Linked DNA regions of Mus musculus: regions 1 and 2 are each linked to region 3. The links are chromatin loops, found by intact Hi-C in ENCODE. Cell type or tissue: heart. All regions are shown on one strand. Region 1 holds the start of Ttpal (tocopherol (alpha) transfer protein-like). Region 2 holds the start of Ccn5 (cellular communication network factor 5). Region 3 overlaps Hnf4aos (hepatic nuclear factor 4 alpha, opposite strand).

What was found. A loop is a pair of places that touch in the nucleus more often than their neighbours do. Peaks named below come from ENCODE experiments on the same cell type or tissue, not always from the same donor. Only the 100,000 strongest peaks of a DNase experiment are listed, where the experiment ranks them.
Region 1: a loop joins it to region 3, with 6 times the contacts of the local background. A loop is called at or near these places in 28 of 42 quality-filtered maps.
Region 2: a loop joins it to region 3, with 7 times the contacts of the local background. A loop is called at or near these places in 14 of 42 quality-filtered maps.

What each region holds. Positions count from the first base shown.
Region 1 is chr2:163,595,668-163,603,667 of GRCm38, reverse strand. Ttpal (tocopherol (alpha) transfer protein-like) reads right to left here and starts at 1,354. Exons shown (of 5, transcript NM_181734.3): 1 at 1,254-1,354. In heart, CTCF peaks have their summits at 1,467 (motif pointing left), 4,216 (motif pointing right) and 5,769 (motif pointing right); DNase peaks (open chromatin) are centred at 1,367, 4,207, 5,792 and 7,487; H3K4me3 peaks cover 1,469 bases; H3K27ac peaks cover 2,631 bases.
Region 2 is chr2:163,820,717-163,828,716 of GRCm38, reverse strand. It overlaps Ccn5 (cellular communication network factor 5), which reads right to left and starts at 7,883. Exons shown (of 5, transcript NM_016873.2): 1 at 7,608-7,883; 2 at 7,336-7,428; 3 at 3,360-3,576. The coding sequence starts at 7,395. In heart, no CTCF peak of the experiment used is centred here; DNase peaks (open chromatin) are centred at 4,736 and 7,926; H3K4me3 peaks cover 779 bases; H3K27ac peaks cover 1,111 bases; H3K27me3 peaks cover 2,523 bases.
Region 3 is chr2:163,531,572-163,539,571 of GRCm38, reverse strand. All of the region lies in intron 1 of Hnf4aos (hepatic nuclear factor 4 alpha, opposite strand), which reads left to right. It also overlaps a transcript of Hnf4a not described here. Among named protein-coding and RNA genes, the nearest start is that of Hnf4aos, 6.1 kb to the left of the region's middle. In heart, CTCF peaks have their summits at 4,489 (motif pointing left) and 7,478 (motif pointing left); DNase peaks (open chromatin) are centred at 11, 4,421 and 7,421; H3K4me3 peaks cover 638 bases; H3K27ac peaks cover 400 bases; H3K27me3 peaks cover 2,959 bases.

The DNA.
Region 1 (8,000 bases), 64 kb before region 3:
GTAGGTGCCTAGAATCCTAATTCATTGCCTGAGATTGACCGCGGTGCCACAGACTATAGAACTAGCCCCAAAGGCCCTCTCCTTTCTCTCCTCCATTTACCAGGGAGGACAAACTAATAATCCACATTCTTAGACTATCTCACACATCTGACACTCTCTGCATGAAGGCTTCTCTCCATGTTAGCTGCCAAGGCCCAACTGCGATGGGATCTAGTCTGTAAATCCCCGCTCCATCCCCCCCCCCCCCCGCCCCCTTCCTCAGGGTGAGTTCCTCCAGGTTTCTACAGCCCTGGGTTCCTATTCGTCTTTAGAAACTTTTACTTAGTGTCACAGGTGTCTACAAGGAACTCTTCTGGGTCAGTTCCCACCCAGTCATTTATCAAAGAATTACTGATGGCCTCCTGTACCTGTCAGGCACTGTGCTGACAGATGCTAGGGACACAGCAGAAAACAATAACGCCTTGCCTCGTGCGGTTTACATCATGGACTGATGCAAAGAGGTCCTACAGGCTGAGGGTTCTGCTTTGAATCAAGCTCCCCATTGTACATCTGTTTCTTTATTTCTTCCTGGGCATTTGTTGCTGGAGATAAACCCCAGGGCCTTGCACATGCAAGGCACCACTCTCCCACTGAACTACACTGTCGGCTCCACATTTCATCTTCACAATAACTGAGCGTGCTGATTATCGTCAGTTGCCACTTTACAAAGGAGGGAACTGACCTCCTACAATGTGAATCATCACTACAGGCCAGAGAACTTGCCTGTGGAGTCACCACAAGACCCAGTGCCGGCTCGCGACAGCACTCCGTCAACATCAGGGGAAGTACGGCAAGCCCTGTCCAGTGAGGCAGAGCGAAGAAGGGTCAAGCCCCACCCTGGTCTCATCATCTCTATCTTCCACCTGCAGCTTCCTGCTGTATCCCCAAGGGCTCAGCAGTGGCTGTCAGCCTCGACAACGACGTGATGGACAGGAAATAAAGCCTGACACCCTCCCCACCTGGAGCCATCTCTCTCTCCGGGGCATCCCCTCTCGTCCACAACAACAGGAGGCAGGAAGCCATCTCTCTCGGAGCCCCAGAGACCTGCGAGCCGCTGACAGCGTCCCAAGGCCCCTACTTCCGGTCTTCGCCCCCTCCCCAGGTGTCCCCATTTCCTGGGGTCTCCCGCCCCTCTGGCCCACTTCCGGCGATCTCGCCCTCTCCGGTCCCTATCTCTGGCCCCTCGGCGCACACCCGGGCTCGTGGGCACTCACCAGCCCGGCGGCGGGCGGAGCGCGGGTCACGGCGGCAGGAGCCTCGGCTGGCAGCGCGCGCAGAACAGACCCGCACTCCCCGGCCGGCCGGCCCGGCCCTCGCGCCGGAAGTGACGCTCGAGCCGCGTGTAGGCGGCGCCCATCCGGGAATGCGCATGAGTGAACTTTGTAGTGCTGACTTGGGGCTTGACACCACCTGGTGGCCCCGGCTGTGCAGCTGAGTTGGGTTTCGGGTGGGGAAACTGAGGCCTCGGGGAGGGAAGCTGGAACACACTGCCATATGCCTAGTGTTCTACATCATTTTCTCATTAAATTGTCTTTTTATTTATTTATTTTCATTTTATATATATATATATATTTTTTTTTTTCAATCCCCCTGCCTGCTGTGACCTCTAGAGAAGCGGCAAATCAATGCAGAAACCAGCTTCAGACCTAGACCTCAGGCTTATCATTTGCAGAACTACTCTGTCCTCAGCTGATGTCTGGACTGGCTGCCTGTGTCAGTATGCCATCAGCTGAGCCGCTTTGGCCAAGTGCACTAGCCTCTTCGCCTCTATTTCTTCGTGAATAACGATTCTTGCCCTGGACCCCGACTCAGAAACTACTTGTTTCCTGCTCTGGGGCTCACAATGTTGTCTCGAGACAGCAGTAGTTTGAAAAGGAGTTTATTAACTCCACATCTGACCCATTTACTAGCCTCACCACACATACCCATGGTTTGTGCAACTGTAATTTCGAGGCAAATCTCTTTTAGGTAGAATAAGGACAACAGACCATTTCTAGAGAGAAATTTCGTCGGTCTAAGAAAATGTCATATTCAAAGGGATAACCTTAAGTCCCTCATCCTTTCCCTACCTTATGAATAAGTGGAGTCCTAGAGTGGTGGGAAGTGACCTTCAAGGACATAAGGACACAATGGATTTTGCCAGATGTCAAACTAAATATGTGAGAGGGGTTCGAGGTACCCTGGGAATTCTGAGTTATGTTTATCTGTTTTGTTTGTTTTTAATAGAGGGTGCCTTTGTAGACCAGCTGGCCCCCAACTCATGACTCTTGCGCCTTGTCTTCTGAGACAGTGAGTGTGTGCCGCCACCCCAGGTTACAAGTCATGAGACTTGCAGTCCTCCCTTCTCTCCAGTCACCAGCTTCTAGGCTGCCAAATAAAATATAGAACTCTCAGTTAAATTTGAATTTCAGATAAACAAAGGTCTATTTTTAAGACTAGGTTCCTTATGTAACATTTGGGACACATACTTTAGAAATGTTTGTTTCTCAGAAACTCACATTTAAATAGGTGTCCTGTCCCCCGTCCGCGCCCCCCCCCCGCCCAAATCTAAGTGTTAGTTTCCTGTTCCATTTATAACAAATTACTACATAGTGACTTCAAATAACACAAATGTATTTTGTTGCTTTGCTAAAGACACCGGGGAGCTGGGAAGGCTGCTGTCTCTCTGGGTACTGGTTCTCTTTTCCAACTTGCAGAAGCTACTGAGCTACTGGTATTATTTGGTCCATGGTCTTCCCCACATCACTCCGACATCTTGCTTCTGTTGTCACAACGGCAACTGACTGAGTCCTGAATACCCCCTCTGTGTTCTCTCTCCCTCTCTCTCTTTCTCTCTCTCTTTCTCTCTCTCTTTGTGTGTGTGTGTGAGTGAGAGAGAGAGAGAGAGAGAGAGAGAGAGAGAACTTGATGTAATCTAGGCTGACTTCAAGTCCACAATCCTTCTGTGTCACATTTGGAAGTCCTGGAATCATAAGTGTGAATGCTCATGTCTCTTACAAAAGTCATGTTCAAATATTTGAGAAATTTGGGCATCGTGATGCACGCCTTTAACCTCAGCTGCGTTTGAGGTCAGCTGGCCAGTCAGGACCATGAGTAAGACCCTGTTTCAAAGATTTGTTTTTGAGACACTTACTCAGGTTGGTCTTGAACTTTCAGTTCTCCCACTTCAGCCTCTTGAGTAGAAAAGATCAGGAGACACGTCACCTCCAGCTTCCTGCCTCTCACTTATAAGAATGTTTACAGTTACATTGGGCCCATTATTGGGAGAACCTGGAATAGTCTCACCATCTGAAGATCCTTAAGCACACCTATAACATCTCTTTGACCCCATGAGATATTTACAAATTACAGAGGCTAAGATGAGGACATCTCAGGGGACAGGACATGATTCATCCACCGAAATCTACTAATCTTAATTCAAATTATATGACGTTGGCCAATCTATTCAGGCTCCCAAACATCTGGATCCCTGGGCTGGTTAGTGTTATCTGTCAAATTCATAGGCTCTAGAATCACCCGTGAAGTGGATATCTGGGTATGTCTATAGGAATTTGCCTTAACTGTGGCTCACTGAATAGGGAAGACTAGCTGGGATCATTCCCTGGTTGGGATCCTGGACTGTGGAGAAAGGCAGCTAAGCAGCAGCCTTTGTTCACTTCTCTCACTAAGCTTCCTGACTGGAACACAATATGACTGGCTACCTTAAGTGCTGCTTTTCATGATGGCCTCTGTACCCTGAATTGTGAGCCTGAATAAACTCTTCCTCCTTCCTGTGTGTGTGTATGTGTGTGTGTGTGTTTGTGACAGGAGCTCTGGCTATCCTGGAACTCACTACATAGACCGGGATAGCCTAGAACTCACAGAGACCCACTTCTCTCTTCCTCTCAAATGCCAGAATTAAAGGTGTGAGCCACCACTGCTGGCCACCAACTCTTCCCTTCTTAAGTGGCTTTGTCAGGAATAGAAAGGTAACTAACATAGTCTTCAGAAGCAAAAACAAAACAAAAAAGCTGATTAAATGAGCTCATAAGACAAAAATAACTTTTCTCAAGCTGCACAAATAGTAGGAGGCTTCTGGAGCAAAGCTTTAGCCCTGCTGGCCCAGGTGTTGAGATTAAACCTCTCTTCCAGATGAACAGTTTACCGGTGGCCCTGGCAGCCCAGCCTGCACTTCTAGATGCTGACAGTAGGGGGAGATGAGCTTGGTGAGGATGGTCAGCCTTCCTGAGTGAAAGTTTAGAGATGGCAGAAGGGTGTCAGACAAACAAAACAGGAGAGTTTTCTCATGTTGAGCAGCTGTAGACAATGAGGCACTAGGCTCATATCATATAATATATCTAAATATACATGTATATATGTAACATATACCCATATATGTATATATCCTTCTGTATATGTTTATATATAATATATATGTGATATATAATATATATGATATATATGTGATATATATCTATATAGATATATATCCTTATAATGCTTATACTGAAAACAATGGGAGAGATGGTCTTTACAGAATAGGACATTCCAATTCAGAAAGGATCCGAGATGAGAGTCAAGTCCAAATGTCAGTGTAGTCGCAAATTTTACTTCATTCTAGAGACTATACCACGCTTGTCTCTTTGGTTTCAGAGGTTGAAAGACAGGCTTGGATCAAGGAAGGGCCAGAAGCTGTCCACGTTTACAATTAAATAGGTGAGCAGAGACTTGAGTTTCTGTATTGTTGCCTGTCTTGGACAGCCAGAAGTAACCGATCTGGAACATCACATTGAAAGGACCCGTTGCCATGTGCACAAGGAGAGCTGTGAGCCTTGTGCAGGGGCCCCTTGGGAACTCCAAGGAATGATGTCCAGAGATCTGGTCCACTGGGACTCGGAATGTCTGCTAGCTGTGATCACCCGCTCCAGATCAGAAGGTCACCAAAGGTCAGCTTTCCCTGCATCCTGGCCTCTCTGAGCTTCCTTGCCAGTGTGCCACAATGGCTTGGAGCACCAGAGCTGTCTCCAGCTGTATCTACTTCAGCTGTCTATATTGGAGATGGTGGCACGACTCAAGGGACTATTTTCTTTTTAAAAGCAATGTATAAGCATATTCATGCAGCTCACAGGTATTTACACCCCTGTTTTTGAGACAGGGTTTTGCTCTGTAGCTCTGGCTAGCTTGTAACTCACTGTGTAGAACATGGTAGCTTCAAACTTACAGCAGTTCTCCTGCCTCTGTCTCCCAAGTTCTGCGACTACAGATATGAGCGATACACCCTACAACAAACTATATTCTTTCAAAATTATGTTTGCTTATTTTGTGTGTGTGTGTTAGCACACACATACCACAGTGCATTTGTGGAGGTCAGGGGTCAACTCACAGGAGTTAGTTCTCTACCAACATAGGTCAAGCCCAGGTCAAGTCCAGGTCAAGCCCAGGTCAAGTCCAGGTCAAGCCCAGGTCCACAGACTTGGCAATAAGCATCTCCACTGATCAAACTATCTTGCTGGACCCTCTATTTTTTTTTTATTTAATTGTCATTATTGTTGCTTTTGAGATATACTCATGTGTCGCAGACTATCTTGAACTAACATGTAGTTGAGGATGACCCCGCATTCCTGATTCTCCTATCATACCTCCAAGGTGGTTACAGTTATGACTGTTATGCTTGTCTTGACATTTTTAAAAAGATTTTTTTATTTTTATGTTCTGCCTGTGGGTGTTTTGCCTGCATGTATGCCCATGCAGCACCCTCAGAGGCCAGAAGGTGGCACTGGGTTTCCTGGAGCTGGAGATGTAGATGATTGACAGCTACCACGTGGGTGCTGGTAGATCCCAGGTCTTCTAGAAGAGCAGCAGGTGCTTTTCATTCTTGAGCCTTCTCTTTAAGCTCCAAATGTAACGTGAATTTCTGGATCCATTTTGGTTTTTTTTTTTTTTTTGGTTTTTCGAGACAGGGTTTCTCTGTGTAGCCCTGGCTGTCCTGGCACTCACTTTGTAGACCATCCCGAGTGCTGGGATTAAAGGTGTGCGCCACCACGCCCGGCTCCATTTTGGTTTTTTAAATCAAGTTTTTAAAAAGTTAAAGTCAAACTGCTTACCTCTCTAAGTACATGTGTACATTTGCACGCGAATGCGTGTGTGTGTGTGTGTGTGTGTGTTTGTGCGTGCATGCGTGTGTGCACTCAGGTGGTGTGGTTTCTGGTAGAAGTAGACACATAGTAGGCACTCACTAAATCAGTCCCCCTGACTCACCAGAAACACTTAGCTCTATGGTTGTGGAAACATTACCAGCATGGTTAGAAATAAATGCTCAGTGCTTCCCAGGGCCTACTGTCTGCCAGCCATGGGTCCCAGATCATCTAGGACAGTGGGCCCCTCACAATGCTCATATCTTTCATTTCCATTTTTACAAGGCTCAAAGAAACTACATGTGACCACAAGCAGCTGATAAAGTATTTTGGGGTTTTGTTTTGTTTTGTTGTTACTTGTTTTAAAACTTACATTCATTCATTCATTCATTCATTGTGTATCTGTGTGTGTGTGTGATATGTGTGTTCAAGTGGCATATGGTACACATGTAGAAGCCAGAGATAAACTTTTTAGCAAATGGGCTCTCTCTCTCTCTTCCTTGTACGTCCTGAGGATCAAACTCAGGCCACCAGACTTGGCTGCAAGCCCCTCCTCCGGCTGAGCAGCTAACTGTGTCACCAACTGTTCAAATGTCTCCCCTCTCTGAGCGTCTGTTAACTGAGGTTCTCAGGAAGAAGTGGGGCCTCCTTTATTAGCGCAATTGTTTGAGGAGCTGCAGATTGAACTAGGGCCTCTTGTACGCTGTGCCCACACTTTGTTAGGTTTGGCATTCAGTGAGTGCTATTTGCAGTAATAACTTCCCTTACTGGGCACCTGCCCCTATGGGTTCTCTTGGGGAGGGGAGCAGGCTGGAGCTCTGAGAGGCAGAGGAACCTGCCCGAGTTACAAAACAAGCAAATGGCCGTGAGGGGTTGGGCGCTAGAGTTGTGGGATGAGGAGGACTCACTCTAATTCTTGGGATTCTAAGGAACAAAACATCCCATGCGCTTCAACAATCTCTCTTGCTGGGGCTGACTTACTCTGAGGTCAACAGTTGCCCAATTAGTGGTTTGGAGCCCAGCTTGGCTGGAAAAATGTCCAAACCTGGGCTGGGGGAAGCCGGAGGCTTGGCAAGCACAAGAGAGATCTCTGACTTCAATCATAGGGTCGTGTGAAGCCTGTGACCCCCTGGCCTGGCATGCCTCAAGTGCCAGAGTCTTCTTTCTCTGCATGCCACCTTCTGCTCAAGAGCCCAGGCTCAGGCCCTAGAAGGAAGGATCCGGGTCTTTGAATGGGTTTGGCCGGGTAGATTTCCCAGAAGAGGTCAGAACCAGCTGTGTTTTTGTGGTCACACATTGATCTTCCTGAGTCAGCACGGCTGCTTGGAGGGACAGGATGTCCTGTCTGTTCCCAGGGGCTTTGGATCCTAGCCAGACTGAATATTTTCCAAAACATGTCCTGAAACGGAGATGCGGCAGGGATAGGAGATATCCCACCCCTTCTCCATCAATGCCAGCCCAGACACTCACCTCTCCTTCTAGTACAGCGCCTGGACCTAGTTCTGACCACACACCTGGCACTGTGCTATTCTCTCTGTACTCTACTAACTCAACAGAGCACAGTGGAACAGCCTCAGATCCGAATTCCATATGGCAGCTGGGCAAACAGACTCAGAGACAAGTGTCCATCATCTTGGCATTCAGAAGGCTGAGGCAGGAAGACCTCAAATTTGAAGCCAGCCTGAGCTATATAGGGAGTTACAAGGCCAGCTTGGGGTTACACTGTGACAGTGAAATCCTGTTGAAATGAGGGAAGAGAAAGGAAAAGGGGAAGGGAAAAATCAGAGAGATCAGGCGGCTTATAAATGGTCTCACAGAGAAGGAATTGCAGGGCTGTGCTGAGAGGTC
Region 2 (8,000 bases), 290 kb before region 3:
GCCGGGAGCCCGGCTTGGGCTCCAGCTATGGGCCAAGTAATTTCACATCTTGCCTCGGTTTCTCCATGTGGAAAAAATAGGATATGTCAAACCTTATTTCACAGCATGTTATAGACTAAATGAAGTTATGTGTGTGACGAATCTGACAAAATGAAGCCTTGGGAAAAGGGTTGTAGCTCAGCAGATTGTCTGACTAGCATGCTCGTGCCCCCAGGCGCAGTCTCCAGCATTGTATAAACTCTGTGGTAGCACAAACATTTGGGAAGTGGTGGCAAGAGATAGAGGTTCAAGGCCAGCCTGGGCTAGACGCCCATCGAAGTTAGTAATGTTTAGTATTTAGCTGTGAAGCACACTCTAGGACTGGGGGTTCATGCAGCGGCCTCTTAGTCCTCTTCCTATGTGACGTCATCCTTGTCTGGTCAGGTTGAATTTTCGGCTTTAGAGCTTTATATTAGCTGCTTAAATTCTCTGAGTGGCCCCACCACTCTCAATGATTACAGTGACTTGTGCCCTCAGGTTACATGGGTCAACACACAGCATCTAGCACAGGGCCAGGCACATAGAGGTGCCCAAGAACACACAGTGATAACTTCAAGACGTGGGCCTTCATGCCACTACCTTTCTGGAGGGCTGGAGTCCAGAGTACTTTTCCTAACATCCCCTTATTCTCCAGAGAGGACTGTTCTCTGTCCACACTGCCTCCAGATCACAAGTCCTTGGACACAAAGACCTTCTGACCTGGACCTTGTTGTCAATGGTTCCCTAGAAACCACGTAGGCAGCTGTGCCTTGATCCCTACCTGGCCTTGCCACTTCTGGGTTCACCCCACCACATCCATCACACAGGCACACGAGTGTACATGCATGCATGTGAACATACACACATACACACACATACATACAAACCCCTATCACACATCCATCACACACACACACACACACACACACCTATCACACACGCTCATCACACACACTCATTACACACACATACATTCATCACATATATACACCATGCCCACTCACATACACACCCATCACACACACATTACATACACATCCATCACATACACACAAACATCTATCACACACTCATACACACCCATCATACATACACACCTATCACACACAAACCTGTGACACACGCATGCTCATCACACACACTCATTACACATACATACATTCATCACACACAGACACCATACCCACTTACACATATACCCATCACACACACTCACATGCACATTCATCACACACACTCACACACACTCATCATACACACACCTATCACACACACACACACACACACCCTGACTTCTGCCCCAGCTTTGGCCCCCAGTTGCCAGGATGACCTGACACCTGACAATCCGAGGCATGTTTAGGAAAGTCAATAGGAGGACGATCATTTTAGCAAGAGTTCCTGGCACTCCATAGACCATCAGCTGGGAGCTGACTGGGTGTGGGGTGTGTGGGGCTGGGCAGCCAGCTTCAGCAGGGTAGCTTTGCTCTGAGGGGCTCCCTGACATTGCAAACTCCATGAGCTGTCTCAGAATCCTACCCAGCTATGCCCATGTCCAGCAGCCAAACTCTTGTTTTCCCCAAGCCTGCTTCAAATCCCCTCTGCCGGCAACCTTCCCTACCTACCCATGATACCAGCCTTCATCTGAGGTCCTCAGCCCCCCTGAGCACAAGCCATGGGCCTGCTCTCCGGGAATCTGTAGGTCCTTTCTTCCCTCGGAAGTCAGTTGCAAGGCAGGAATCACAGAGCCACAGTTGTTTTTCCTTCCTCCACCTGTAAGCTCTGTGACCCATTTAAGTGATTTAACCCTTTCATCTGAGCTCCCTCACCTACTTGATAGGGGCTACATTGGATTGTACCTCCGTGTTAAGGATAAAGGGAAATGGACTCCTATGGTGTTTTCTCACAGGACTTAGGAAAGGGCTCCAGTGACTGCCAGCCCCATTAGACCCTCTGCTGGCATTCACAGAAAGCCACAGATATGTGCTGAGCACCTCATGTGGCCTGGGCCATGTGCCAGGCTGTTGTAATTCAGGATATGTGGGCACGTGGGCAAACATCCTTCCCACTGGAGCACTCCAGTGGAAATAAACACAGCCAACGAGCCGAGGCTGCGTGCCCTGGTGATCCAGCCTGGTGAAATAGTGGGCTAAGGTTAGAGAGGATTTGCAATTTCTTAAAGATAGTGGCAGGGCTTCACAGATGGAGTGGCATGTGGGTGCGAATGTGAAGGAAGTGAGGGGACGACCCATGTGTGTGTCTGGGGAAAGAATGAGTGTGGAGCAATGACCTGTGCTCTGTGCTAAGGCCCTGTGGTCCAGACCATGACTTGAGTGTTCAAAGCTAGTGTGGCTGGAGCAGAGAGCGCGGCAAGAAGGGAAAGGGGTGAGGTTGTTTTGTCAAAATGGAAAGAACACTTAGGTGAAGTAGATGAATTGTAAAAAACAAAAATCAAAACAAAACAAAACAAAACCCCTGAGCCATCTCTCTAAAATTTCAACTAGGGTAATTTTGCTTTTGGGGGCCCTTGGCAAGGTCACCACTGGCAGCTGATCCTGGCACCTCCTCACAGGCAGGGAGACTGCTGCTAAAGGTCAGGCCACAAAGAGCTTCTCAGCAGCAGTGGCCCTGGGATCTGAAACCAAGCCCTGCCCCAAAGTGTCAGAGGACACCCAGGCCTGAGAGAGTGGTGAGGAATGTCATACAACCAGTGCCACCAGAAAACAGCATGGCGTGTGTGTGTGTGTGTGTGTGTGTGTGTGTGTGTGTGTGTGTGTATGACAGCATGGTGTGTGTGTGTGTGTGTGTGTGTGTGTGTGTGTGTGTGTGTGTGTATGACAACATGGAGAGAGAAGCTTAAGGCTCCCAGTCCCAGCTATGGAGGGAGTAGACTGTTACTTAAATCTGTTCAGAGACGGAATAGGCTGTAGGGCATTGAGCATGCTAGCTAACATCTTTGAGCCTCGGTTTCCCTTTTTGTAAAACTTGTGAAAGAGGACAAGTGCCCGGCACTGCTTGGGCACACACCATGCCCCACGTGACGCCTGTGCACCCTTGCTCTCCACGGGGCTGTATATGGGTAGCTGTTGGCCCAGCTCTGGAAGCTGGCTATGATGTGGATGTGTGCGGATGGAGGTCACCATCAGGACAGTTCCAGCAGAGGCCGAGGGAAGAAACAGGGAGCGGGCCTTTGGGTCACCAGTTGAGCTGAATAAACCTAGCACCTAAAGTAAGGTGAAAGAGATAGAGAGAGAGTAGGCTCCATTTTGTCTCTGGATCCCATGGCCTTGACCCCCCAGCCTCCTCCCTGCCCACACACACACTGGTCTAGCAAACCTGCTTACAGAGGCACACAGCACCACGGCCACTGGGGCCTGCCCCAGGCTGACAAACCAGGCCCTGGCTGGGGTCGCAGACATGCAGGTGGTCGCAGGACTCCCCCAGCCTCCGTGCACACACTCGACAGCAGCCACAGCCATCCAGCACCAGGGGTACCCCCGGTGGGCACTGGGGTGGTGTCCAAGGACAGGCACAGGGTGCTGGGCACAGCTGGGCATACACCTGGGGAGACAGAAACCTCACTCAGTTTTGGCTATCATGGAAGGTATGGAAACTCCCACGACTGGTCACTTCTCTGCCAAACCAGACAGTGTGGGATCCTTAGCTCAGCCTCCGTGTCACGCAGAACGGGTCTTCAGCCTGAGCCATCCCACGGTGCTCCTAAGAGGCAGCATGGCACTGACCTTGAGCAAGGACCCAGGTCAGAGTCTCAGTCCTAGGCTCTGTCTTGTTGGCAGCGTAGCCTGAGAGCTCCTTTAACTCTCCAAGCCTGAGTCTCCTCGTTTGTAGAAGGGGGACAGGAAATGATGTCACTAACCCCTGAGCGTGGGTAGGAGGTCATTAATATGGCTGGCTTTTTGCTTGTTTGTTTATTTTTGGGGTGCACATGTATGTGTCGTGTGCAGGTGTTTATGTGAAAATATGAAGACATCAACATCAGGTAGAGGAATTTATCACTCTCTACCTTCTATTTTTCAGGCAGAGTATCTCACCAAGCCTGACCATCATCAGTTGGTTAGGCTGCCTAACCAAGTGAACTTGAGGCTCTGCCCATTGCTGGCCACTCCACTATGGAGGGTTCAGATGTGTCCCACTGTGTGTGGCTGCTACACGTGGGTGCTGGGGCACGATCTCATGTCCTCAAACTTGCACTGAGAGCATTTTACCCCAACAAACAATCTCCTTGCCTTCCCAAATGTGGCTAACTCCGGTGGCCATCTTGGCTATGTGCTCACGGGAGGGCAGGTACAAAAGCCTGAGAGTGATACCAAGGGAAGAGTGTGTTCTTACCCCTCGGACTTGAGAAGTCAAACAGAACACGTCACTTCCCGGTCTTGACACAGCCCACCATGCTTCCCAGCCTTAAGTGCACAATCAGATTAGCCAGGAAAGGGCAATACAGATTCCCAGGCCTCCTCTGGGACTCACGAAACTAGAAGTCACGGAGGCAGGACCTGTGATCTATTTAATAGGCTGTCTAGAAGCGTCTAAGAACCATCTAGGTCCACAGCCCCTCTGGCCCAGCCCACCCCAGCTCTCCACCCCCATATCACTCCACTCCACCACCACCGCTCCGCTCTCAGCACCCTGCACGAATGGGAAATTTGACTCCGCATGGAGGAGGAGCAGGGGGGAGTGACTGCCAATAGTCAGATCTGGGAGCCATGCCACGCCCACCTCACTGCTGTGGACTCTCGGCCCCAGAGGAGGACACTTCTGAAAGAGGCAAAAACTGAGCCAGGGCCTCCGTACCCATTCATCGCAGGGTTTCACCCCAGTGCTACAACTGCGCCTTTCACCCAAGACAGAAATACACAAATGAAGTTCCAGAAGCCATGAGCTCCCGAAAGGGTGGGCACCAAGAGGGAGGGAGATAGCACTCAAGATGTTCCAGACTGCCTACCCTACCAGTGAACGATCAATCTTTAACAGGAATAGAAGGCCTTATATGGAGGATTTGTGATTTAGGAAAAGAAAACTAAAGACCCCAGACCTCTTGATGGGATCAAGGAAACAGTGATCTGTTTACCGCCGCCCCATCCTGCCCACCCCTGGATCCAGAGTCTCAAAAACAAACAAAAAACAAAACAAAACAAAACAAAAATAAACAAAAAACAAAAAACAAAAAAACCTGCTCTCCAGGGCCCGCAGTTCTCACTCTGGCCAGCAGAGGCCGCCCCAGAGTTGCTGCTTGTCCCTAGCCAGTGAGTGAGTGAGTGGTTCCCACCTAAGGCAGGACACCCTGCAGAATTTCAGGTTCCAGAGGGTTCCTGGACCAGCAGCCTCTGAGAGCTTGCCATGAGCATGCACTGTCACCTCTCCAAGCCTCCTGTGTAATCTCAACATGGAATATAAGACATTCTTGGGTAACTCACTTGCAGTTGTCTTGAGAAGAAAGAGGCAGACTTTCAGAGCAAGGGTCTGACTCCCTTGGCTGAGCAGAACTGGCCAAAGACAAAACGAGCCTTCTACTGAGCCGGAGTCCTGCTGCAGGCTCTCGGTAGTTTCTGGCTTCTTCAGGTCCTGACTCCAAGAAAAGCCACTAATGATACCCTTACGTTGAGTGCTGTGTGCACAAGCTTTCCCTTTAGCCCTTTCCTACGAGGTATGGGCTTCGTGTCTGACTTAAAGATGATGAAATAACCCTTGGGAGACTGAGGCAGAAGAATTTTGAAGTTAGCCTGAGCTACATAGTGAGTTCCAGGCCAGCCTGGGCTACAGAGTGACACATTGTTTCAGAATAAACTCCAAAACAGTGAGGACAAAGCAGGTCAAAATCAAGTGATAAATATCTGGAAAGCAGTGGGACAAGATGAGAATTCAGCTTGGTGGGAAGGCAGAGCCCGCACTTAACTCTTGAGCCTGCTGTTCCCCCAGGGACTCCGTTAGCACCTGAACCTCAGCCTCAGCCTCTGTCCTCAGTTCAAGGACAGTAAGTAGGCAGGGCAGGTGCTCTTGCTTAGCCTATGGAAGCAGCAGCCCCTCTGGCATCCTCCTCTCCTCCACCTTTGCTAGCCATTCTGTCCCCATATTCAAGCTGTCTCACTTGCTTTGGTCTCCCCAGACTAAGTAACTAAGTCTCTGGTCGCTGTCAGACCCTGATCAACATCGCTTCGCTGTTTCCAGGTTCCTTCCTCCTGCCCCAGTCCAGAGCCTGGAGCCCACAGCCTGCCTGGAAGATCCAGAATTCCATCCCCCGGGAAGGCTGTGGCCTCAGGTCCTCTCCATGACTACATCCCAGATGCCAATCAACTTCCCAGGACCAGGAAAGAATGGCTTCATAAATGTCACACCAGTGGCCAATCTAGGGCAGCTCTTCCTCAGCCCTTCAGAACCCTCCCCTCCCGGGGCCCAGGAGACCACCCAAGCTACCCTCTCCAGCACCATGTTCTGCTCAACACCTTTCAAGACTGGAAGCCAGTTGGTCCCAGGGAGGGAGATGTTTATACTCAACACTGCATTGGCTCAAGGCCTTAACTCGGTGATACTGGGAACTTAACATTTAGTGTGAGGTATTGCTCAGGTTAGGGTAGAGAGACACAGACTAGGGTTTCCTCCAGACACACCTATGTCTGCCCCAGGCTCCACCATGCAACTCTTCTATTGTTCTTTTTCTTTGCTGTGTGGCTTTGGGCACATTGCTTACCCTCTCTGAGTCTCCTTTGATCAAAACAGGACAATTTGTTATAAGACTGTTATAAATGTGCAAACGGAACTACTCACAAGCCAATTAAAAGATGCCCAATGTGAACCAAGGGACAAGGACATTTGCCACAGAGATGTCTCCTGCTCTCTCTGACCAGGGCCAGAGGTCACTGACTGCCTGAGGGCTAGCATGTTGTACCCTCATGGACTGTACTTTGCAATCAGACCCCAGCATCAACCTCTGTCCTGGTTCAGAGCTACACAGCACTCACATTTGTTTTAGTTTCTATGACACTGGAGGATCCCACTGTCCTCTTTTAGACACTCATCTAGGTCCAGGACCTATGCTATCTTCTGTGGATGCAGTTCTCCTTAGTGGTCTCCCCAGAAGCTTCATGAACATTGTACCCATTCAACTGAGGCTGAAGCTCAGAAAGGGTAGGACACTTGTCTGAGGTCACACAGCCGAACTTGCATGCCCAGAGAGGGAAGCAAGCCTGGGCACAGAGACCAGACTGTATCCAGTATAGGGTCTTTCCAAGAGTTCTAAGTTGTGACCATATATCTGTCCCACCACCCAGAATTCTGCTGTCATTCAAGACCAGGATGCCTTACCATTGAGAGAATGCAGAGGAAGGAAATGGCCAGAAGATGGATCAGTGGGTTGCCCCTCATGTCACCGTGTCCCTTGTGGAGCCAGCTTCAAACCTGGGAAGCAAGACCCGAGTCTTTTTTTATGTTCTGGAGGGAATGAGGTTCCTTCTAGGTGCATACAGAGAAAGAGAAAACGACAGACAGACAGACAGACAGACACACACACACACACACACACACACATTTATAGTCCTTACACCGGTTTCCATAGTCCCAGGAATAAGCCCAGTTACCTGAGGCCGAGGAGGCCACCAAGAAGGTGTCTGACAGTGTGTGAAGCCCAAGCCACCGCAAGTGCCAAGAGTTTAGGACAGGAGCCTGACAGGAGCCTCTCAGCTCCTCAGTTCCCAGCAAGAAAGACCTCCATCCCAAGCTACTGCCACAGCAGCTGCAGCCTCGCCAAGGCCCCTGTCCCAGCCCGGGGTCCTCTGGAGATCAGGAGCGTCTGTCAAATGCTCTGCAGATCTGACCCACGGTGTCCTGAGCCCTGAAGCTCAAGCTCTGGGCAGCCCAGACCCAGCCTGTGGTTTCTGGCAGGGAGACTGGCAGCCACCCAGAGGTGGGTGTGACCCAGAGCAGAGCTTCCCTGGCAGCCTGTCTGCTCTTGGCAACCAAGAGCCTCCCTA
Region 3 (8,000 bases):
TTGGGAATGAGGAATGAGTCTGCTATTCAGAAGTTATCCTTAATCTCCTCGACTCCAGTTCGGAGGGGCCCCAGGGATTTGTCTGATGTCATCAGGGTAAAGTATTTGGGAGTTCGTTCGGAGACAGGCCAGGATCACTGTGTTTAGTTGCACAGGTCACTCACTGCACAAATATTCTAGTTCAGGAGGCTGAGGTGGGGGATGGTGCAGGGGGTGGAAATCCCGCCCTTGTTCCAAAGCCCCAGAACCTGGTCTATCCAAAGGGGATACACTTTCTCATTTGAGCAAACATTCCATGTAAACCATTGGATAGCTTGTCCCAATTTGTTCTTAGCCATGCCTGGTCCTTAGAAAAGCCATTTTCCTCTTTGGTCTTTGAATTTCATATGGAAAACCGAGCTGAAGGTTCATTCTGGCTAACACCAAATGGAACCACTTGATACTGTGAAAGGTTTTTACGTCCTAGCTTTGAAAGGCCTTGTGCTGGAATATGGCTCAGTGGTAGAATGCTTGCCTAGCGTGTGACAGGCCCTGGCCATTCCCCGGCTCCACACAGGGAACAAAAAGGGACAGATAAAACAGTGATTCCCAAGCCCTGTCACAAACCAGGCAGACAAGGTAGCACACATCTGTAATCACAGCAGGAGAATTGGGAATTCCAAGCCAACCTGGGCTATATCCCGGTGAGAGGAAGGCCAGCCTGGGCTTATGTAGTTACACTCTATCTCAAAACAAAAATCTTGCAATGGGAGGCACAGTGCTAGGTGCTGGAGATTTCCCGAGAAGTCTGGTGGGTGGTCATGATTCTGAACCTCTGCTGGGTCAGGGAAGGCTGGAAATATGTTAATATGGGTCCAGATTTGACTGTGTACAAGTCAAACCTTGGCTGAGGCTCAGTTTCCCCATCTGTTAGGTGGGTTGGTGATAACTTCCTCTCCAAGTCAGAATGCTGACTCATGGGTGATGTTTGCACCACACCTGGCTCCATCTCCAGTTTGTGGACAGCTCTAATTCCAGGCACCAATGGCTATTGCTGTTATTATTGGCAACAGCATATTGGCTTCCAGGTCAAGGATGAAATGACCTGGAACTAATTCCTAGGACATGCATTGTAATCTTCTCTGCACACCTGTCGCTATGGCAGTGTGTGTAGTTATGATTATTCTTGTTTACTATTTTACCTCATTTGCTTAAGCCTTTCATCTGATGTCCTTGCTGCATTGCTGTGTTTCAAAATAAGAATAGAAGAAGGTACCTGTTGAGACTTGCTTCCCCTGACTCTGTCCATCACTGCTCCCAGCTTCTGCACCATTTGGGGCCATTTCTTAGTTTTTCTTGTCTTCCAAGCGTTACAGGAGCCTTGCATGTATGTCCATGACCTGTGTACCCCTGTGTTGTCAAGCAGCCTCCTCGCTGTCCTGAACTTTGCTTTTCTCATTTTCTGTGGTGGTCAGTAGGCTATCTGACACCTTTGGGGCAAGCCTTGGCTAAGGAAGAGCCGGCTCAGCCAGGGAGCCTCGGTTTCCCAGGGAGTCAAGTCTCAGATTTTTATTTTTCGGTAGGGTTTTGTATATGTAGCTTAGGCTGGCCTTAAACTCGCTAACTAGTGGGAGTGACCTTGAACTTCTGGTCCTCCTGACTGTGCTTTCTAAATACTAGGATGACAGGTGTGCACCGTCGGGTGTGCTTTATTCAGTGCTGAATACAGAAAGAACACAGAGCTTCACCCACGGTAGGCAAGCAAGCAAGTGTTCTACCAGCTGCATCCCCAGCCCCTGGGGTTTAAATTTCCCTCCTGGTTACTGGATTGCCAGGGCATTTGGGGTCTGAAATCCCCAGAGAGGCTAAAAGGTGAGCAAGGTGCCAAACCAGGGACCCAGAGACTAATTGTCCCCTGGGGTGGCATAGTCCAGGCTCTGTGCCCTCCAGCCCTGTGGAGACTGTCTAGAACTCTCTGCTGGCCTCAGGGTGAGCGGGCAAAGATCTGGGAAGGTCAGGAGGGGAGAAACCAGGCCAGTCAGACAGGCTGCCTCTGGCTCCTGAAGACACGGTGGGCAACGTGGAGTTCAAGACAGAGGTGATGGCGGGTTTTGTCTTGTTTCTTTTAACAGTGCTCTGTTTAGATCACTGTGAGGTCCCCTCTGAATTCTTCACCTGCTTCAGTTTACTGACTTTAAATGGCTCACTTAAATGGCTCACTTGCCTCTCTCTGACTCAGTTTCCCCAACCGCAAAGTGAAAATGAGATGGCTGATAAGCCTTGCAGTACCCCCAAAGAGTCATTGGGGATCTGAACTATATATGTATGTATGTATATATATATATATATGTATATATATATATATATATATATATATTGATCAAATGTCCTCCAGACTTGTCCTTCTGGGCTGAGTTGGGGACTGAGACTAAAGATCTCCACATGCCCTGAATTCTAAGCTTCCCCCTGAGTCCCTGGTCTCTCTTCTACCTCCCTGGGCTCCCTTCTGGACAGACGTGAACTCAAGAGCATACCTGATGTGATCTGCAGGAACCCCTGGCCCCTGTCCGACATCCTCCTCCTGGTCCTATGGGGTCACACACGGTGGGCAAGCTCTTCATCCTTGAACCACTTCCTGCTGCCACTCTGGTACCCAAGACCCTGTGAGGGCTGCTGGCGAGTTAATCCCTTAATACTGGTCACAATGAGATTTCGGGGACATTGGGAAGTGGTCACCATGGAGACCAAAGACCTTCCCAGGACCCATGGGAGTAATCAGCTATAGGCCTCAACAAGGGGCCTGAAGGCCCAACCTAGATAGGCGTGAGAGGCACAGAGGCTGCACTTGGGGACCTGCAAAGACCTCTTGCTGTCTCTTCATGTTCTCCTGCTAAGCTGGGAGCCAGCCACACTGGTAGAGAGAGTCCTGTTCTCCTCTTGAGCCCCAGGTTCCTTGCTCTCTTTTGGGGGCCTTGGTCATCAGCAAAGTAGCTTTTCTAGCAGAGTTCAAGGCTCCCTTCCAAGTCTGTAGGATTTGAGCTGGAAGCTCTACCTTCCCTTCCCAGTCTAGCCCAAGCCAGGCACTTCTCTTTCCAGGCCTCAGTTTCCCCATATACGAGTACAGCAAAGCTGCCCTGGCTTCCCTCAGGGGTCTGGAAGTGAATAAACCCACCCAGTGAGTGTGAATGATGGTCTGATAACACTTCACACTCCCTCCCCAGCCGCCTACAGGACCCCACAGCCCAGCCCTGCTCTCTGACAGGCCTGTCGGGCTCCGTGTCTCATTTCGGTTGCTTTTCTCCAGGAAAAGTCTTGATGACCTAGGAGGGGTTAAGGACTCCTCCTCCCCTGTTCCTTCCCAGCCCCCCAGAGCATATACACTATATTTACCATAGTGTCTGTCATGGTGACTGCCTCCTCCTTTGGACTGCCTGCCTACCATGGTTTTTCAGGGATCCAACAGGTGCTTAAAGTAAATACGTTGCCTGAATAAATGAGTGAAGAATTGAAGGAATCCACCCACCCAAGCATTTTGACTTATCAGCACCGTTACTGTGGAGGCGGAAGACTGAGCAAGGAAGACAGGGGGCGAGAGCCTTCCCTTACAGGATTGTAGTCAGCAACGAAAATAAAAACATCCAGTGGAACTGTAACTTCAGACAACCATATTGTACTTTGTAGCATAAGTATATCCTCAATAATGACATACTCATACTTAAAAAATAAGGGATGGCTCAGCAGGTAAAGGCATCTGTCCCCTAGCCTGACTCTGGTGGCTTAGGAACCCACCCGACAAGTTATCTCTGACCTCCCCAGGAGCCTGTGGCCACCCATACACCCTCACACTCACAATAAATTAAAAAAAAAAAAAAAGGTTAAGGAAGGGTATGGTTTATCCCATCCCAGATGTAACGGAGAGCTGAGGCTGTGTCTGGCAACCGCATTCTCAGCCTGGCATATCAGGCAGTAAGGGAGGTAAATTAAAAAGAGAAGTAAATTTTAAATAGTGACCAGCTGCCCAGAACAAGGAAGCCGAGAGAGATGACAGCACCTCGTGGTCAGGGGGCCCGGCCTCTGGATAAGGTGGCCCTCTCCTACGAGGAGACAATTTTACACCCCAGTGAGGCGTTGTTAGGATAAGCTTAATGTGCATGGTACTTAGTGAGGGACGGGCAGGGGGCTGCTGGCTGTTGAGTCACTTGCTAGAATGTGCATTTTTGCACCTTGGATCTGAGCCTTTGCAATCCAGCGTAAACCCGTGGTCCCACCCTCCAGGTCAGCCAATGTCCTCAGCGGGGCAGAGAGCCAGAGGAAAGGGGCCAAAGGAGCTGCGCAGAGAAGCGTGGCCACCTAACAGAGCTCAGCGTCCTGATATCCTCTTCTGGCCCACCCCTGTCGCGTCCTGCGAGTGCGGCTCCTCTCAGGGCTACAGAAACTAGCTCAGCAAATCTTCCTCTGAACGCATCCAGCATAGCGATTTGGCCTTCGAGGGCTCCTCCTAGTGGCCAACGTGGGAACTGGCGCTCAAGACTCGTACTTCACGTACATCCCAGGAGGCCATACTGTAATCTAGTCACAGCCCGCTGCCACTGCATCAACCAGAATGCAAGATTTAAAAAAAAAAAAAAATCTATTCTGCATTTCCGAAAGTTCAGGCTCCAGCCCCAGGAGCCAGTGTGCGGGCGGCTTTGAGGAAGTTCCCAGGCTTGTGCTGGCATCAAACGAAAGCCTTTATTTGCACACACCATCATTTAGAATGGTATTCATAACATTAAATACCACTCCCTCATCATAAAAGTTGATATGGAAGCTGTAGAGAAGGCTCGGTGGTGAACAGCGCTTACTTGCAGAGAACCCTAGATGGGTTCCCGGCACCTATGGGATAGCTCACAGCAGTACCTCCAGGGGATCTGATGCCCTCTTCTGGCCTCCATGGCTCCAACACACGCGCCACAAATAAATGCACACAAACATTCGCATATTCACACACACATGCACACATACACATGTGCGCTAATATTTAAATAAAAAATAGAGTTAGCATGGAGATATGAGTGAAATTAGCTCTGTTAATTAGGCTCATGTTAAACACACTGGAAGCTTTGTCCAGTAGGATGACTTATTCTGTTCCCACGTTCTTTAACATCACCACCACCACCACCATCACCACATGACATATCTACCTCCATCTTCATTTAAAAAAAAAGTGCCTCAGTTTACGCTATCCCTGACAGTAGCTAGGATGTTTCCCCTGCTCCACTACAGCCAACTTGAGCGCAATCACCATGTTTCTGGAAGCCAGGAGAAATCTGTGCACAACACTTCCTTGCCCACTCTGCTCCTGTGCCATCTACTCTTCACCCGAAGCCGGGCCATGATCATGCGCAAATATACCTTGAGTCCGATCTCTTCCCTCATTAAACTTTTACAGTGGCCTTGCCTCTCAGCCTGATGACCTGAATTCAATCCCCAGGCCTCACATGGTGGAAGGAAAGAAGCGACTCCACGTGACCTCCACGTGATCACTGTAGAACACCCTTCCCAGTGCATACATACATGCACACATACACATTTAAGGAAGAGAATGCCATTATAAAGAGAAGTGCCATTTATAAAGCTCACAAGACTCCTGCCACAGAGATGTTGTCGCTGTATCCCACGGCTCCAACCTCATCTCTTTCCTCCCTTTCTCCTTCCTGTCTCAGGGCCTTTGCACATCCCCTTTCTGCTAACTATTGTTGCCACACCCTGGTGTGAGACTAGATCTTCTGCTCCAGGCTGGCCGCTCTCCCACACAGTGTGTGAGTTCTGTAACTTCCTCAACCTGCATTCTCTGTCTCTGCCCCGTCTTTCCAGAACGTCAACTGGAAATGGCCCCGTGTTCAGCTACTTGGAGATAATCTACTTACATTTCTCCAGCCCCCCCCCCCATGTGGAGATGCCCGCTGGCTGCATTCCTCAAGGTACACCCCAAACCTTGAACAGGTCCAAATGAAACAAAGAAGAGGCAACTAATGGGAATTTGGTAGTGTGCTGAAGAGGCCTTCGAGGAGAAATTGTTGGGGATGCGGACCGTGAGCTCATCAGGTAAACGTGCTTGCCTCTCAGCCTGATGACCCGGATGCAATCCCCAGGACCTACACGGTGGAAGGAGGAGAGGTGACCCCTGCCCTTTGACCTCCATGTGATCATTGTGTAACACCCTTCCCCGACACATGCATACATGAAGAGAACGTCATTAAGTGTCTAGTAGATAGTTGACAATTAGTGAAAACAACTCTATATTACAAGAGAGGGTTTTTTGCAGAGTGAAGTAAACAGCCTGAGAATCATAAAGTATTTAGTCGGGGCATGGTGGCAAATGCTTTAAAACGCCAGCCCTTAGAAAGTGGAGGCAGGAAGATGAGGGATTCAAGGCCATCCTTGGCTACATAGTGAGTTTACGTGTAGCTTTGCACTAAATGAAACCATGTCAACAAAGAAAAGAAGAAAAGGAATTCATCAAGGGACCAACAACGTGGATCAGTGAATAAAGATGTTAGCCAGGGACTCAGCGGAAAGACAGAGCTGGCTTTCACTAGTTATCTGTGCTCCACACTGCCATGCTTGCCCACATATATGCATATGCACATGCCAATAATACACACAATGAGCAGGTGAGGTACAGGGCTGGAGAGATGGCTCAGCGGTTAAGAGCACCATCTGTTCTTCCAGAGATCCTGAATTCAATTCCCGGTAACCACATGGTGGCTCACAGCCATCTGTAATGAGATCTGATGCCCTCTTCTGGTGTGTCTGAAGTCAGTTACAGTGTCCTCATATAGGTAAAATAAATAAATCTTTTAAAAAGAAAAATAAAAGGTGAAGTACAGCAGACGCTCAGCAGGGTGAGGCGTTGGTGACCTCAGCTCCATCCCTGGTACCCACACTGTAGAAGGAACAAAATAGTTTCGGGGTCCGCAAGGTTCTCAGCCGTGGCTCCTCCCCTTCTCTTCCTCCCCTTTCCAGATACCTACCCTGCCCCGTGCTCCCCATGTCCTTTCAAAACAAACCCTAGCCCCAGTTCAACTCCCTTCAGATCCTAGATTAAGTCTGGCCAGTCAATGAAGAAACAGCACGCTTACAACAGTCACGAGGTACCCGTTCAGAGAGAGACTGCCAGGCTCATCTTCCTTCCCTAGGAACAGGGGCTTGAAGACCACGAGCAGCCTGTTGGTGGGTAAGGACGGGCAAAACTAAGGGCCCTGGCCCAACCTACCTCTCTGGATCAGTTTGCTCCTAGTCTATCCGGGGCTATTCACATTGGTCTACTTTGCTTTTAGGCAGGGGGATAGCTTCATAGTTGCTCTGTTCTCTGGATGTGACTGTGACACTTGTCTCGGCCAGTGACATGAGAGGAAAAACAAGCGGTGCCAGCCCCAGTCCGAAGCCTTGAGGCTAGGTGCTACTTTACAGAAAGAGGCACCACGGTGAAGAGAGCCCTCTGCTGGCCAAGGCGGGACATGCACTATAAGGGACTTAGACCCCGCTAATGGAACCAATCTTGGAGTTGTTTTGTCACAGAACGGCATACCTAATTAGATGGGATAGACTTCCCAATGCATCTCGGGTTTTCCCAAGAACTTTTATCATATCTGAAAACCACCTCTAATGTTATCTACATACAATCTCTCTTGCACCAGGTCATTTCTTTTTTACTTGGGTTTATTTTATTGTCTTAAAAAAACTTTTTTTTTTGAGGTAGGCTCTCACGTAGCACAAACTGGGCTCAAACTTGCTATGCAGCCAAGAATGACCATGAATTTCTGATCCCTCCTGTTTTCTATAAAGCTACAAGAATGTGTTGTTAGTTCCGTTTTTATGGGGTTCTGGAACACACTAGGCAAGCATCTGACTGACTGGGCTACATCTCCAGGTCCTGGATTTATTTTCAAAGGAATCGTTATTCTTATCAAGTAGGATATCACTTCCTAATTAGAAAGTAATAAAAATAGTCATAATGAAATAAACCATTTTGTTAC